Regions from separate parts of the Homo sapiens genome. Here region 2 is linked to region 1. Evidence: chromatin loops called from intact Hi-C (ENCODE). Cell type or tissue: CD4-positive, alpha-beta T cell. All regions are shown on one strand.

What was found. Peaks named below come from ENCODE experiments on the same cell type or tissue, not always from the same donor. Only the 100,000 strongest peaks of a DNase experiment are listed, where the experiment ranks them.
Region 2: it touches region 1 in a loop (10-fold over the local background); 91 of 110 quality-filtered maps call a loop at or near these places.

The regions. Positions count from the first base shown.
Region 1 is chr2:41,836,014-41,844,013 of GRCh38, forward strand. No RefSeq gene overlaps it. Among named protein-coding and RNA genes, the nearest start is that of LINC01913, 38 kb to the right of the region's middle. In CD4-positive, alpha-beta T cell, CTCF peaks have their summits at 4,837 and 5,038; DNase peaks (open chromatin) are centred at 1,148 and 4,918; H3K4me3 peaks cover 1,030 bases; H3K27ac peaks cover 644 bases.
Region 2 is chr2:42,082,596-42,090,595 of GRCh38, forward strand. It overlaps LOC105374531 (a long non-coding RNA gene), which reads right to left. Exons shown (of 2, transcript XR_940001.1): 2 at 879-1,425. Among named protein-coding and RNA genes, the nearest start is that of PKDCC, 39 kb to the left of the region's middle. RefSeq lists an enhancer at 3,955-4,014. In CD4-positive, alpha-beta T cell, CTCF peaks have their summits at 4,039 (motif pointing left), 4,238, 6,923 (motif pointing left) and 7,122; DNase peaks (open chromatin) are centred at 4,056 and 6,916.

The sequences.
Region 1 (8,000 bases):
TTTGGGGCACTGACTAGAGAATTTTCTTCATAGTCAAAGAACAACACGTTCAAGACAGAAGTTCAAATCAGCTATGCCTTTAAGAGAATAAATTTATCTTTACAGATATATTACACATATTAGAATATTAAGCTATGGCTTACCACCAGACAGGTCACAGATGATGAATGTGAGATGGTTTGCTTGCTATTAAATGGGTTGCCTTTGAGAATGTATTCTAAGTGAAATATTGTTAATGGCTATCACCTTGTCTATGGAAATAGTTTGACCTGCTGCAGATGTTACCTAATTCAATACCCCATGATCACTGACTTGTCTTTTGGTAAGGCTGTCAAAAATAAGAACATTTAACAATCAAATAATATGTGAAGAAAATTCCTTAGTCATCCGAATAACCTCATTTCTTACATTAACTGTGGCTTATAATAAGACAGTTATTTTAGTAATATAAAGATTCTAGATTAGCCACGGTGAGATATATCCAATTCTGTACCAACTTTAACAGACCCCAATCACAATACTTGAGAGTTTTTCAAATTATAGCTTGAAATGTCAGAGTTGGACACCTTCAGAGATCGTTTGCTTGTTTTCATTGATATGGTTATATTTGAAAGGATACATATACTTTTTAGTTGCTTGAGTAACATGGAAGAAATAAAATTTTCTCATCACACACACAAATCTTAAGAGGTCCATCAAAGTACATAAGTTGTACCTAAAAGCATGTACATTGGTGTATCCAGAATATTTCCACCCTCAAGTGGAGAAAAATTTCCCCATCCACGAAAATATATGTGAATAAGCTTCCTCACAAATTTACATACAATTTCAGGAGGGTCTCAGATCCTTTGAAAACTACGTGCACCCTCACAGCATCAGTTTCCAAGCTAAGCACTCTAGGTTTAGACTATTTTCTCCTATGATAAAATATGATGCACCATGTGTGCCTTCTCCTTATTGGCCATCAGAAATCAGAAATTTCAGTTTCCAAAAGTATGGATTTAAGGAATGCTGGTGGTGGTGGTGGTGTTTCTAGGAAAATGAGCATGCTTCCTTGAGAATTAAAGTAAATTTCCCGCAAGGTATGGAGTTGGAAATTCTGGGCTCTGTCTCGGGTCCTGAAACCTTGGTCCAAGGTCACGAGGAGCTGTCCAAGGTCCCAATGTCTTAGACCAGTGCTTCTCCAAGTGTGGTTTGCAGATAACCTGCATTAAAATCAACTGAGGGCGTCCATTACACTGCAGATTCCTGAGCCATCCAAGAGCCATTGAATCAGAGACTTTGAAGGTAGGTCCCACAAATCTGCATTTTAAGGAGTGCCTCATGAGATTCTTCTGTCTGACACTAAGATAATGTCTACCAAATGTTGGTACCACTTTGTTAATGGCTGGAAGCCATTTAATCCCATTTAAATTCACTGATCATTATAAATGCACCTGCTACCTTTAATATCATCTATATTAACAATCATAATGAGTTGCTATGTTGCTGTAGAAGACACTCACCAACTGTCTTCCAGATGGTTTCTGTCACAATTTAGCATTAAACAAACACATAAATCCAAGCCCCATCAAATCTCAAGAAAAGCAAACTCTTTTGGAAATCAGCTTCCTTGATCTTTTAGCAAATCTTTCCTCCTCATCCACTTTAATAATGAAAATAATTACAATTACATGTAACCAATATTTACTGATTATTCACTCCATGCCTTCCATCAAACCCATCATAACAATAGTAGTAAATGCAATAAAAAACAATTAACAAGTACTTACTATATGCCCAGAAATGTTCAAAGTTCTTTATGTGATTGCATCATTTAATCTTTATAATACTGTACCTATGATACCAAGAAAGACAGGAAAATGTGTATTCTATATTACTTAAGCTATTGGTGCCACTTATAGGCTTTGTCATATAAATATTATGCTAAAGTTAATTCCCTAGTGTTCTTTTTTAAAGTATGAAAATGGGAAAGAAGTGAGTGCCCATTATTGATCGCCTGCTGTATTTCTGGCACTTTAACATGTTTTCTTCATTAAAACATCACCAACTATTTATGAATACATTTTATTATCCCCATTTTAACAGTTTATTGAAAGACTGATGTCATAAACTGCACATATTTAAAATGTGCAATTTAATAAGTTTAGATATATGTATATACCTGGGAAGCCATATTGCAATCAAGGTAATGAACATATCTATCAGCTCCCAAAGTTTTCCTCTCTCTCTTTGTAATCCTTCCTCCTGCCCCTCCACTTGCTCGTCCCCAGGCAACCACTGACCTGCTTTCTGACACTACAGATAAGTTTGCATTTTCTAGAACTTTATATAAACATAATCTCGGTATGTAATCTTTTTGTCTTGCATCTTATATCCAACATGATTATTTTAAGATTCATCTACGTTATTCTATTTATCAAAAGTTCACTCCTTTTTACTACTGTTATTCCAATTGTCCCCATTCTATAGATAAGCAAACTGTGAAAATAAGCAACTAGTTCTAAGATCACATAGTAAAGGACCAGATTCAAATTTAAATCTGCCCAACACAAAAGCCCCATATTTTCCCACTAAAAATTATGCCTGTCTTCATTTTTAACTGAGAAATAACTCTACATATATCTTCAGAATGGAAGAATGTGGCCTCCAAAGTAACCAGGCTATAGTAACCGCACCAAAATTATTGCTGGATGATTAATTGGAGAGGGTGTCAGCTGTCCTACCCACTTACCTCCACAGTATGTGCTCAGCAGTACCAGCCTTAAACTTTGGGCTTCAATTACAAGGTCATTCATCCAAAGAAGAACCCTGGAATCCTGGGGCTGCCAAGATACATGAGACCACTGTACACAGGGCCTAAGCTCTAGCTAGAGTCCTCTCCTATAGGCCAGAAGAGAAGGAAATGGGTGGGGCAGATGATGGGAGGTGGTCAAACGTATGGTACAGCAGGGAGGCATCCAAAGAACCATGAAGGTCCTCACTGAACTGGGTCACTTGTGTGACTTGAAGGATAGACTTTTAATTAAGGACAGAAGAGAAGATAAGAACTACAAAATGGAAAAGAAAGGAAAGGTAGACTAACCCTTGCCAAACTCCCAAACTGTTAATTTGGTGATCTTAGGCACTCATCACTCTTGAAATATAAAAACAGATCAGATTTCTCCATGATTCTCGCAACATACGTTTGAGGAGGAATTATTTGTGATACTATGAATAACAACAAATAACTAGCAGTTATAGAGTACTTATTACGCACTACACACAAGAATCATATTCTATTTTCATTTTACTACAAAGAAATCAGTTCTCAGAAAATATAAGTGACTTGTCCAAGATCACACAGCCAGAGAGTGAATTCGTTTTAGCCAGAATTCAAGTCTCCAAGTCTGTCCAGTAATCTTCCCATGACTCAGAAACACTCCAGACTTCCCTGCTCCCAACCAATCACCCAACCACCGCTACACACTTCACCATCATTGGTCCCAACCCAGGCTCACCCTAGAGTATATGCTGACTTATGTCCTTTGATTTCAAACCCCTGAAACCCTTGTCTTCATCAGTACATGTCCTTCTATGTACACTGCCCTCAGAATACTGTTGAACACTACAGCCAACTTAAAAGATACTCTAATAAACCAATTCTACTCCAATAAGTTAATCATTATAATGTTATGCTTTCGTCAGGTGCCAACGGGGCTTAAGAAAACAGTGCCTAAAAGAATAATGTAAACTGTGGGCAAGAGTGTGATATAGAGATTTTCCAAGTCCTATGTTCATACGTGTGAGTGTGATAGGTTTACAGACTAACTCCAGACAAAGCAAGCCACTATTCCTCTTTCAGAAGGGCCAACTCAGGCTGAAGTAGCCTATTGCCTGGGGGAGGAAGAAGGGAAATAATAATCATTATTCCCTTCCTCATAAATGATATGAATAATAGGGGCCAACATTTACTGATTGCTTTGTATTGGGTATTTTATCAGTACCACAATTAAACCACAATTCCATGAAGTAGGTGTTATTGTTAGTCTCATTTCCAGATGAGGAAACTGCGACAGGGAGGCTATGTAATCTCACCATGCTAGTGCTATGCAGGCTTGGGACTCAACAGGTATTCTTTCAAACGGCAAAATTCTCATTCTTTTTGTTTTTTTCTTTTTTTTTTTTTTTGAGACAAGGTCTCACTCTGTCACCCAGGCTATAGTGCTGTGGTGCAATCTCATCTCATTGCAGCCTCGACCTCCCAGGCTCAAGTGATCCTCCCACCTCAGCCACCCAAGTAGCTGGGACTACAGGCACACATCACACGTCTAGATAATTTTATTTTTTGTAGAGAGAGGGTCACACTATGTTTCCCAGGCTGCTCTCAAACTCTTGGACTCAAGCAATCCTCCTGCCTCAGCCTCACAAAATGCTGAGATTATAGGTGTGAGTCACGGCACTGACCCAGAATGCTCACTCTTAACCAGTGCACTGATCCCCACCAGTTATTGCTTATCGTGTACCTATTATGCGCATGGCACTGTGCGAACCTTAAACATATTAATTTCATTGAAACCTCATGGCAAGCCTTGGAGATAGGTATTATCATTATCCCCATCTGACAGATGAGGCTCAGGAAAGAAAGGAAACTGAGTTAATGTGGAGCTGGAACCGACGACACGCATTCTGACTAAGAGCTCTCTTATTCAGCACGACTGATTCCTATTCAAGTTTAGGTATTTCTCTTTCTACTTCATTTAGGTTAAAAGGCTTTCCTCTCCAGGAGCCTGGCAAGCCAAGCCCGCCCTCTGCGGGGCAACAGCACGAGGCATTACCCCTACAGACCACTTGGCGGCGCCGTCCGTCCTGAGTTGGAGAGAACGGTGGGCAAGTAGGGCTCCTTCCGCACGCTGCACGGTTCTTCTCCGGGCCCGCCCCCTTCCAGCAACAGCCAATCAGAAACTCGCTGACAGCGCTAGGCTCTCCACGGTAATGGCCGTGGATGATAATTGGCTAAGTCTCTTAAGGGACGTCTGGTTTCCGGGGACGCAGTGATAAGCGCAGAACGGGAGGTCTCTGAAGCAAGATGGGGCTCCAGACATAATCTTTACCTGAATAAGTCCCAACGCTGGGAGTGTCAGCCCGATCCTCCTACGGTGGAAAAGGCGGCAGCCAATTGCTACAGTCCCTTTAGGCTTTTCTCTCCCGCCAATCCTCACTCTGCCCTACGGGAGGGTTCTTGGCCGCTTCAGCTCGGTTTGCTGCTTACCAACCCCGCGGCCCAAGGGGAGCACGGCTCCCTGGCCCGATGCCCCCGGGGTATGCAGAAGGGCCCAGCCGGGACAGCAGCCACTGCATTTCTTTGGCTTGCGCTGCAGTCCGGATGGAGCTCGGTTCTGACCCAGAACATGAGATCGGGTTCTCATTAATTCAGCCCAGGGCCTTGCACACGCGCCCCGCCCCTGCTTGAAGTGGCTCACCCCGGACTTTCAGGATCTCACACGAAGTGCTTCGCTTTCCCCTGCAGGGATGGTACTCTCTGAGCGCCCTTGGAACTTTGTAAATAGCTGCATTGCAGCACTTCTCCATTGTTTTATTTCACGCATATTGGACTCAGGGTAGAGACCATATCTTAAACGTCTTTGCTTTGAGCAAGATATTTAAACTCTCTGTGCAGCATTTTTCTCAACTGTAAAGTGGGGATAGTAGTACCTCTTGCATAAAGTTGTGCGCACTAATACATGTAAAGCGCTTAGAAGACGGTCTTGCACACAGCAGATGATCAGAAAATGTTAGCCACTTGTTATTCCTACAATGCCTAGCACAAACACATCATAAATACTCTACAGTGCTTAGAATCAGTTTCATATATTTGTTCTTGGAGGTTTAAATCTCAGCTTTGTCAGAACTGCTCCAAGAAGGAAACGGTAAATATATATACACATGGCTGTAAATGTGTCCGAGTGCTTCAACATGCAGTGGCAGTTGAGAACAGCAGGGAGCCTGGGTTCAAGTTCTGACTGCAGCTGAACAGCCGAATGACCAATAGAAAATTAACTAAAACTTAACTCCTCAGCTGGGGAATGGAGATGATCATAATAATATCTACTTCATCGGGTTGTGGTGCTTGCATTCTTATCCCACTTTCACTTTGGGAGCTAGTACAAGAATGTAATGACACAGTATAGTATTTCTACCTTATATGTGTCTCCCACTTTAACTTTTGCAAAGCACATTCATATATTATCTCATTTAATACTCACAGCAACCCTGTGAAGCTCAGAGCACTTCCTGGTTGGAATCCTACAACATGTCCATGGTGAGCTGCAGCTCGGTTTCTTTGAGTGCAATTTCAATGTCAGTGCCATTGCTCTGCATCAGGACTGAACCAGTGACCACCTGGGTCTCAGATAAGCAGAAGGATTTGCATCCTAGATTTTCAAGCCAGTTGTTCTATTTTTTTTATTTCTGATTACAGCAGAAAGACGTAGTTACATTATCTTTTAAAATGTGAACAAAACAAAGTGCAAGGTCTGGTCGACCTTCACACACACTCCCCAGAGGCAGCCACTGTCATCCATTGAGTGTGGCATCTTCCTAACCTCCTGGGTATGGTTTCATGCATGTACCTGTGGCGGGGAGAAAGCTAGGTTTTTTTGTTGTTGTTCTTTTGCATAAACATGATTGTATTTTAAAATTTATTCTACAACTTGTTTTCTTCAATTAACAGTACATCTCAAAGATCTTTTTATGTCTGTATCCTTATTTCTTTTTAACTATTGCAGTCTTTTATACCTGAACTCATTTAACCATTCTCTTGTTGTTAATTCTAATTTTTAAAGCCAAGTTTTTCTTAATCCCCCTCAAGTCCCAATTTTGTTGTAGCTGGTTAGATTCTGAACAGCCTCTGGGCCTAAAGATTCAAGTCACCAGGAAATGAAATCCTTATGGTCAAGAGTTCCACCTAGCTCCATATTCTTCCCATACTACAAGCCCAAAGCCCTGGCAAGCTGTGAAACTGGAGTCCCTCCTCCCAAGAGGAAAGAGTGGGAAAGAGGATGCCCACATAGGGCCAAAATGGGCTGATGACGACTTTACTCCTCAGAACATTGCTCAGAGCTGAGGACATCTCTGTAACTTTAAAAGCCTCCTAATTCCCTCCAAGAATCTGCATGGCTGAGATCCCTTCTGAAGAGGTGAAGCTGGTGAAACTTTCTCTTCCTTGAGGCCCTGGTGACCCTCATGACTCAGTCCTTCCCCAGGCCCACCCCTCACTTCCAACACCCACAAGTATCTCCCAGGGTTGAAACCTCTACTTCAGAACGCAGACTTGGAATTGAATTGCAGGGAAATGGTGGGCACATCCTGTGGGTACTTGTGAAACACATGGACCTCAGATCCTCAGATAACCCTAAAAGAAATGATGTGGGCTGGCCACGGACTGGTCTAGGGACAGTGTCACTTCAGGCAAAATGAGAGGTAGAGAATCAGGGTAGAAATCAGCAGATTACAGGCACAATTCCACAAGGGAATGTGCTGACTTCGTGACCCTTAACTCCATGCCCTTTCTACCCAGCTCCAAAAGGAATTCACTTGCCTTTTCTCCAGCTACAACTAAAGAGTCTGTGGAAGGAGAAATAGGTAAAAGTCTCATCCCATGAATTTCAGACACATCTCTGGCGCACCCAGCATTTTGTACATTAGCCAAAAAGCACATATTCCTAGTTGAATACAATCACACACATATAACACAAATGGAGTCATGTTCACAATCAGGACACCAAACTGAATCTATGTTGAAGATGTTCTGTATTCTAACACCCAACAGAATAATGCACTGGAGCCATACCGGACAAACAACTTACAAAAATGGATCTCAGACTGGAAAATACATTTGAAAAAAATGCAATCTCACTAGTCATAAAAAAACATACAAAATTTTAAACCGGGATTTTATTTTTCACCTATAAAATTGTCATGTTACAAATTATAATATGCATTTCTTTTTTTTTTAAGAG
Region 2 (8,000 bases), 250 kb after region 1:
GTAGCAAATGTTTTCCCCAATCTGTCCTTGTCTTTTCACTTCATTTAAAGCACTTTGCCATGTAGAAATTTTTAATTCTTATGTAATTAAATATATCAAACTTTCCTTTTGTGACTTTTGAACTTTGTGCTTTAGAAACCTCACTTCTTGAGGTATGAATGAAGAGAAACCAGAACTACTTCCTGTTTTCACTCCCTGCCTTTCCTTCCCTGGCTTTCTCCCCATCCTGTGGATGAGTCAAGGTTACCTCCCAATCCCACCTCAGTGGTTTTTCCACACTGGATCTCTCCCCACCTCCATCTCAGGCCCCTCAAGAGTAGCACCAATGAGGCCACTTCCCTGCTCAAGAATGTTCAATAACTCCCCATCACCTACTGGACTAAGAACAAGCTTCTCATTAGAGGCATCTTCCTAGATGACACCAACTTACTTTGCAGGCTGGTGATTCCCCTAAATGTCCCCTGTCTTCCAGTCCAACTCTACTTTTCAATGTTCACTTCATCTTTCCCACCTCCCTGACCTTCATCACACTATTTCATCTACCTGCAAAGGCTCCTGCCCATGTCTGCCCATTAAAATTCTCATCGTTGAAGACTCATCCCAAATAGCCCTTTTCCATGAAGCATCCACTGGTCCCCACCAATCAGATATGAGCTCTTCTTTCCTTGCATCTTCAAAAAAACCTTGTTTGTTCTTTTCCCAAGACATGCATCTCAATCTGCCTTAAATAATAGGCTATGGTGTGTCCCCCCTGCTTACAAGAACTCCATGAAAAATGTGAGCTGTGTTTCAGTTACCTCTGCATCTGTCACAGCACCATATCCTTTTGGTGAAGTATAGTAGACACAGGCCATCAGATCAAATGGGAGAGGGGAATATGAGGGAGTTACTGTTCTTTTACTAAACCATCACATCCAGACAGCTGGGCTGGAGGCTGCAGGAGATGCCTACTGAGCCAGTTTCTTCTGCTATGTCAGACAGTGGATATTGGTTACCCTTCTTTCAGTTGCAAGTGAAAGAATACCCAATCCTTAAATAAAAGAAGATTTGGGCGGATTCTGGGGCTCCAATGTTGTCACCTGGAGCTGGTCTCTCTCCAGCCTTTGGCTTCACTTCCTGTGTATTGGTATTGGTTTTGTTGTCAGACATGCTCTCCCATGCAGGCAGATGGCAGCAACAGCTCTAGCAGTCATTCATCCTTCCACATCATCCCCAATTCCAGTCCAGCGAGAAAGAGCATTTCCCTCTCTCCCAGCAGCTCCAGCAAAGGTTTTTCCGCCTTTTGCAAGCTTTTATTGGGTTAGATATCCAACCTTTACTAAGATCACAGGAATGTACTGTTCTGATTGGTCAGGCCTGAGCCCAGATCCAAGAGTTGAGTAGACTCTGTAAGCACATGGGTGCAGTGTGCAACCCGGAATAATTCTACAAAAGGAAATTGATGTAATGTTAGCAAAAGAAGGAAGAACAGATGCTTGTTAACCAAAAACACCAAATATCTACCGCACAAAATGGAGAACATTGCTGCTCTCCTGAAAGACGGAGATGGGCCTGAAGCACCAACTCTGAGCTATTTTGCTCCTTCCTGCTGCTCTCCTCTGCCCTGGAGGCAATGCTTCTAGCTTCCAAACACAACATGGTCCCCCAAGGTTTGTGGCTCAGCCACAGGACCAGTGTGAACAGATCCTAACCAAACCCCAGACCAGGCGATGGCTGGTGTGGTCCAGCTGACTCCAAGTTGTTAGAACCATGAGTCCCAGCCTGAGTCCCAAGAGTTGCAGGATTGTTTATCTTTGTTGGGGAAAAACTGTAGCCAGAGCCATAAATCACTGCCCAGCTGGATGGCCTCGCTGAAATGTTTGTTTAAACAATGAAATCTCCTGACGGACTGAAAATATAGGATGGATCACCCTGTCCTTCTCAGGCCCAGTCTTGCAGGCTGGAGCCCAGGGCATAGAGAGTGACTCAGAATTGGCTCCCCTCCCCCACTCTCCACCCCTCCCACCCCCAATATCAGCCCCAAAGAATGAAGCCACGGCATAGCTAATCCGAAACAGCAGATAATGCGAAAGCCATGTCTATCAATCTTTGAAATGCAGTCTCTGGAATGGTTCGCATTGGACGTGCCTTCCTGATGGAAGTAGCATTGCTTGGCTAATATGAACAAGAGGATGTGGAAGGGGCAGCCTCTGAAAGAACACTGCATGGAGCACCGTGGGGAGATCTGGCTCTGCCCTGACCACTGTTGGGTGTGGGCAAGTGACTTCCACTCTCTGGGCCTTGGTTTCCTCCCTTGTTAGATGAAGGAGTTAGACTTGGTCTTTGTGCTTCCTTTCAGCCCTTGCCTGCTAAGTGAGGTGGCTGTGCTTTTATATGCCCCAAAGAAAGACCAGATAAACAGGAGCAGGCAGGGGAAGAAGATGGGGAAGAAGAATAAGGAGGAGGGTTGTTGAATTAGATGAATTCCCACTTAGGGAGGCCAAGGCAGGCAGATCGCTTGAGGTTAGGAGTTTGAGACTAGCCTGGCCAACATGGTGAAACCTCGTCTCTACTAAAAATACAAAAATGAGCCAGGCATGGTGGCAGGCACCTGTAATCCCAGCTACTCGATAGGCTGAGGCTCGAGAATTCTCTTGAACCCAGGAAACAGAGGTTGCAGTGAGCTGAGATTGCATCACTGCACTGCAGCCTGTGTGACAGAGTGAGACTCTGTCTAAAAAAACAAACAAACAAAAAAAGAATTAGATGATGCCCTTGCAGTCTCTTCCTGCCCTAGGATGTCTTCTTCTGAGTTCTCTGGCCCTTCAGAGAAGGAGAGAGGGGAAGCTGCTTACTAAAGGCCCCATTGGCAGGCCCATAATCAGGAGCCTGGTACACTCCAAGGAGGTCACAAAGAGTGTTCCACTGATTCTGGGATGGGGGTGACATGGACCAAGTCAGACCTCAGGACGGGCCACTGCCCAGGCAGGACCTAGCTTCTGGGAGCCTATCTAGGCTGATGGAGATCAATGAGGGGAAGGGAGGATCCAGAGGTACACAATCTTCTTCTCAGGAATTTCCTACAGGAAAAAGGGCAGCAGAGACCTGACCCTTTCCAGTGTGGGGGCTGTGACCTTGGCTGTGCCATAGGAGCCATGACAGGCCTGAGATAGAGTATGTGAGCTGGGGTATTGACAGGTCCTGTCATTGGTTTGCCAAGTATTTTCAAGAACATATGACCTGTCACGTACAGTGGGAGGCACAGGGAATGCAAAGGTGAATAAGACCAGGGTTCTGTGAGAGTTTGCAGTGGGATATTCCAATGGGGCGAGCCATGGGATTTGCAACAGGGATTGCAGAGGAGATTGGGAAAGGATCGTAAAGGCATTTGTTAAAAGTTCCAGGAATGAGGTGTGAAGGACGGCATGTGGTCTTTAATTAAGACCTGCAGTGGAGGCTATGATGGGATTGCCTGTTGGGGATATAATGGGATGTTTTGGGGTTGGTCCAGCAGCCGTAAAATGGGAATATAATGGGAGTGTGTTGGTAGATATAACAAAGTATGTGTGGGGTGGGGGTCGATAGGATAATCCATTGACAGAGCAGCCTTTCCTGACAGCTCAGATGAGATCAGATTCTTCCTGTTGATATGGTCTCATAGTATCATATTTATCATCTATTACACTTCCCACAATTGAAATGAGTCCATTGTTTTGTACTTATTTGCTTAATGTCTATCTCCTTTACTAGGCTGTAAAAGCTGTCGGGGCTGTTGCCATGGAGGGAGGCATGGGTGTTGCTCACTACTGTACCCCATTCTCCTCCCCGCCCCAACACACAGCCCAGGACTGGGCACATAGGAAGCTCTCAATCAATAATCACTCATGGAAAGAATGGATGGAGACAGGATCTAGAACTAGCTTAGCTCCATGATCATCAAGGTGGTCAAGCCCCCTCCCCAAATCCAGACCCAAATCCTGCAGGGTTGCTCAATGTCCTCAGAATAAGTAACGGTTTTGTTATTGAATCTGGAGACTTTGGTTTCATTTGAAGGGAGGTGTTGCCATCTGGTGCCAAATTGGAGAAATACACTGAGAGAAAGTTCCTTCTGCTCCAGTTCTAGCAGCCTCCACTGACTACCCGCCCGGTGACCGTCAGCCAGCCTTCAGCCCCAGCTGCACAGAAATCAGTCCCATCTTCTCCCACTGCCTCGGGAAGTCAGGCAGCAAGAGTTCAGAAAACAGAGACCATGCAGGCCCTGTGCTGGACTACCCCTTCATCAGTCCCTCCAGTCAGCTCTCAGGTCATCATGGGCGCACCCTCACTCCTTCCTAACTTTGAACCCAAATGCTCATCCTGAAAAGCAGCAGCCCAGTGTGGGAGCAGGAGCCACAAATGAAGCTTTGATTCCACAATTAACATATGAGAAATTTCTCATCATCCGAGATTTTATTTTGGTCAATCCAGTTGACCCGCTCTGGATGGTGGGCACTGATGGAGATTTTGGAGACAAAAGACTTGTTTCTATATCATATCCTGTCATTGGCAGATGAGTATATTCCCCAGAAGTTAACTTTTTCCTCCTCTTTCTCTCCTCTGTCCTTGCCTTGAAAGCAAACACCGCTTGGCTCACACGACAATGGGGCCCAGACTTTTTTCAAGTCCAACATTGAAATCAAGCTTACAAAACAGAGAAAATGGAGATTTAATCTGCAATATAAAAGGATGAATTGCTTTACAATGTGAGTCACTACAGTTTCACTGATTCAACAAATATTTGTTATGCTCCTACTGTGTGCCAGGCATCTTTCTAGCCACAAGGAAATCAGCAGTGAATAAAACTCCAGCTCAAAGGGGTCTACATTCCAATGGAGCATCTCTCACCATGGAGCTCCTTATCCTGTGTCCTCTCCTGAAAGCAGGAGCAGCATCAGCACCCTCCTCACTACCTCACCTAGCAATATGCATATGACATCTTAACAAGAGGACTGAACATTGAAAGGACGGCTTCACAGGAACACAGCTGCTCTATAAATGGAGTGTATATTTAAATTGTCTTTATATTTTATGGAACATGTTTTATTTGCATTATGTCACTTGGGTGGGGGACAGTGGCAGTGCCCCAAGGCCATCTCATAGAAGCATGCCAGCTGAGTACAAACACTGCATTCACTAAGCAAACCCAGATGCATGGCAGCTGCCTTGTTACTCCCCAGTCAGACCCCTAACACATTTTTTTAACTTATTGTCAAAAGAAAAACTTTTGACAAATTAAATTTAACAGAACTTATTTTAGCAAAGAACAATTCATTAATCAGGCAGCACTCAGAACCAGAAGAGGTTCAGAGAGCTCCCTTTGTAATGTGGGCAGTGAGTACTTTAGAACAGGGAAGTAACTTAAAAAAATAGCTTGATTAATTACAGCTAGGCATTTGCTTTATTTGGACGTGGTCTGGTCAGCTGTCAACCTATGATAGGCTGAAGTTCAGCTGCTTGTGACTCGCTGAAACCCAGCTATCTGTTAGAAAAAGTATAGTAGTTAGATTTTAGTACCTACTAAGTTAGGTCACAGATCATTACATAGAAACTCAATGTACAAAGACAGGGTCCAGGGCCAGGCACAGTGGCTCATGCCTGTAATCCCAGCACTTTGGAAGGCCAATGTGGGCGGATCGCTTGAGGTCAGGAGTTAGAGACCAGCCTGGCCAACATAGCAAAACCCTGTCTCTACTAACAATACAAAAATTAGCCAAGCATGGTGGCACGCACCTGTAATTCCATAAAACAAAAATTAGCTGGGCATGGTGGTGTGCACCTGTAGTCTTGGCTACTTGGGAGGCTGAAGCGCGAGAATCGTTTGAACTCGGGAGACGGAGTTTGCAGTGAGCTGAGATCACGCCACTGCATACTACAGCCTGGGTGATGGAGTGAGACTCCGTCTCAAAAAAAAAAAGAAGAAAAAAAAAAGACAGGCTCTAGGCCAAACTTAATTTAACACTATCAAATTAGAAAATATATTTTTGCCTATGATACTAGTCACAACCAGAGATATTAGGAGAGATGAGCACTCCTTATGTATTGCTGCTAGCACTGAAAATTGTTAGAACTACTAAAAATCAATCTGACAATATATTTAAAAACCTTGAAAAATATTTATACATACGGATTTAGTAGTTCTGAAGACATCTATACTACAAAATAATCTTAAAGATTTATGCACAAAGATTTTCATTTTAGCATAATTTACAATAGCAAACAAATTGAATCCACAAACATTCAACAGAGAATTATGTTATATTGGTATGATGTAAAAGTAGGCAGTCATTAATAATGATGTCACAGGCCGGGTGCGGTGGCTCATGCCTTGTAATCCAAGCGCTTTGGGAAGCCGAGGCAGGTGGATCACCTGAGGTCAGGAGTTCAAGACCAGCCTGGCCAACACAGTGAAACCCTGTCTCTACTAAAAATAAAAAAATTAGCCGGGCATGGTGGCCCACACCTGTAGTCCCAGCTACTCAGGAGGCCGAGGCAGAAGAGTTGCTTGAACCCAGGATGCAGAGGTTGCAGTGAGCCGAGATCATGCCACTGCACTCCAGCCTCGGCAGCAGAGTGAGATTCTGTCTCAAAAAAAAAAAAAAAGTCACAAATAATTTTTTGTGACATGGGGGAAAATATGTATCAAAAGTAGAACGCAAAATCTTATACATAATAAATTCATATCTATTTATTTAAAAAAAAAAAAAAAAAAGGTAAAAAAAAAACTAGAAGGAAATTACCAAAACATTGAAAGTAGTTAACTGTTGCTGGCCCCTAACCCATTCTATCTGGGAATTCTGAGGTAGTCATGGCCAGGGGGTATGTCATGGGCCATGTATGAGTTGTCATGGCCAGATGCTCCAGGGTGGAGCATCTCTGGGTGTTCTTCAGCAGAATGCTGCCCCCTAGCGGGCGGCCCACATCCTGGGCAGCTCAGGAGTCACTGGATTTCCTCGCGCTCCCGCGCCACCACTCTACTGTCACCCAGCGCGGCCCAAGTCAGCCCTGCCACCAACGCCCGCCGCGGTCGAGAAAAGGCACCCCTTAGCATTTATGGCTCTATTAATTTTCCAAAGGGTGGCCCGATTCTTTTAATTTCACTAGAGCCCTTTCTCTTCAATGACTTTTAAAATCTTCCCCCCGGGGCAAAGTTGAAGGACATAGAATACTACCCACTCATTCCACCTTAAAAGCATCTTCTGGAGCACCTTCAACTGGTACCCAGCATCTTGATCCTTCCCTACCTCAGGGTTAAGTGCTCCCCCACCAGAGCAGTTAATGCCAAGAGAGACTGTCCACAACGTCATTCTCCACCTTTCTCAGTCAATTGTGTCCTCACCACTGATCTCAAATTTTTGGTCACTGTTCCTCCCAGAAGACCCACAATATTTCATCCTTGTATCCCGCAATTCTTACCATGGGTGATAACAGTCAGCTTCCCTAGGGAACACTTACTGTAAATAGGCCAGATATGTGGAAAGATCTTAAGTTATTAATACCAATAAATAAAATAAATCACAGCAAAAGAAAAATTGGTCAATTAATAAATAACTGCTGTGTTGAAACACACACATACTCACCGCCCTTTCTGTAATAAAAAACAACTAAAAACATAAAAGTGAATGTCATGTGTCTGTTTTAAGGTGACGAAGCTAATACCATTGACAGAGAAAGCACTTTAAGGACCAAAATAGAAGGGAAGAAGCTCATCAAACAATCCCAGCTGAAGTGCTGTGGGCGAGGAACCTTCAGGTCCTGCCATGGAGGCAGGCCTCAGGCACAGACATTCTCATATGTGTGCGTAACAGAAAGGAGATAACTGCATTTCTCAGCACTCCTTCCAAGGAGCAGAATGAGCAATGGAAAGAACACTCCGAGAAGCTGGTTGGGCGGAGGTATGGGCAGGTGGTTGAGGCACACTGCTGAGGATAACAACAGATGCTCAAGTGACACAGGATAGGGTCCAGCTATGCTCTAAGGAGACA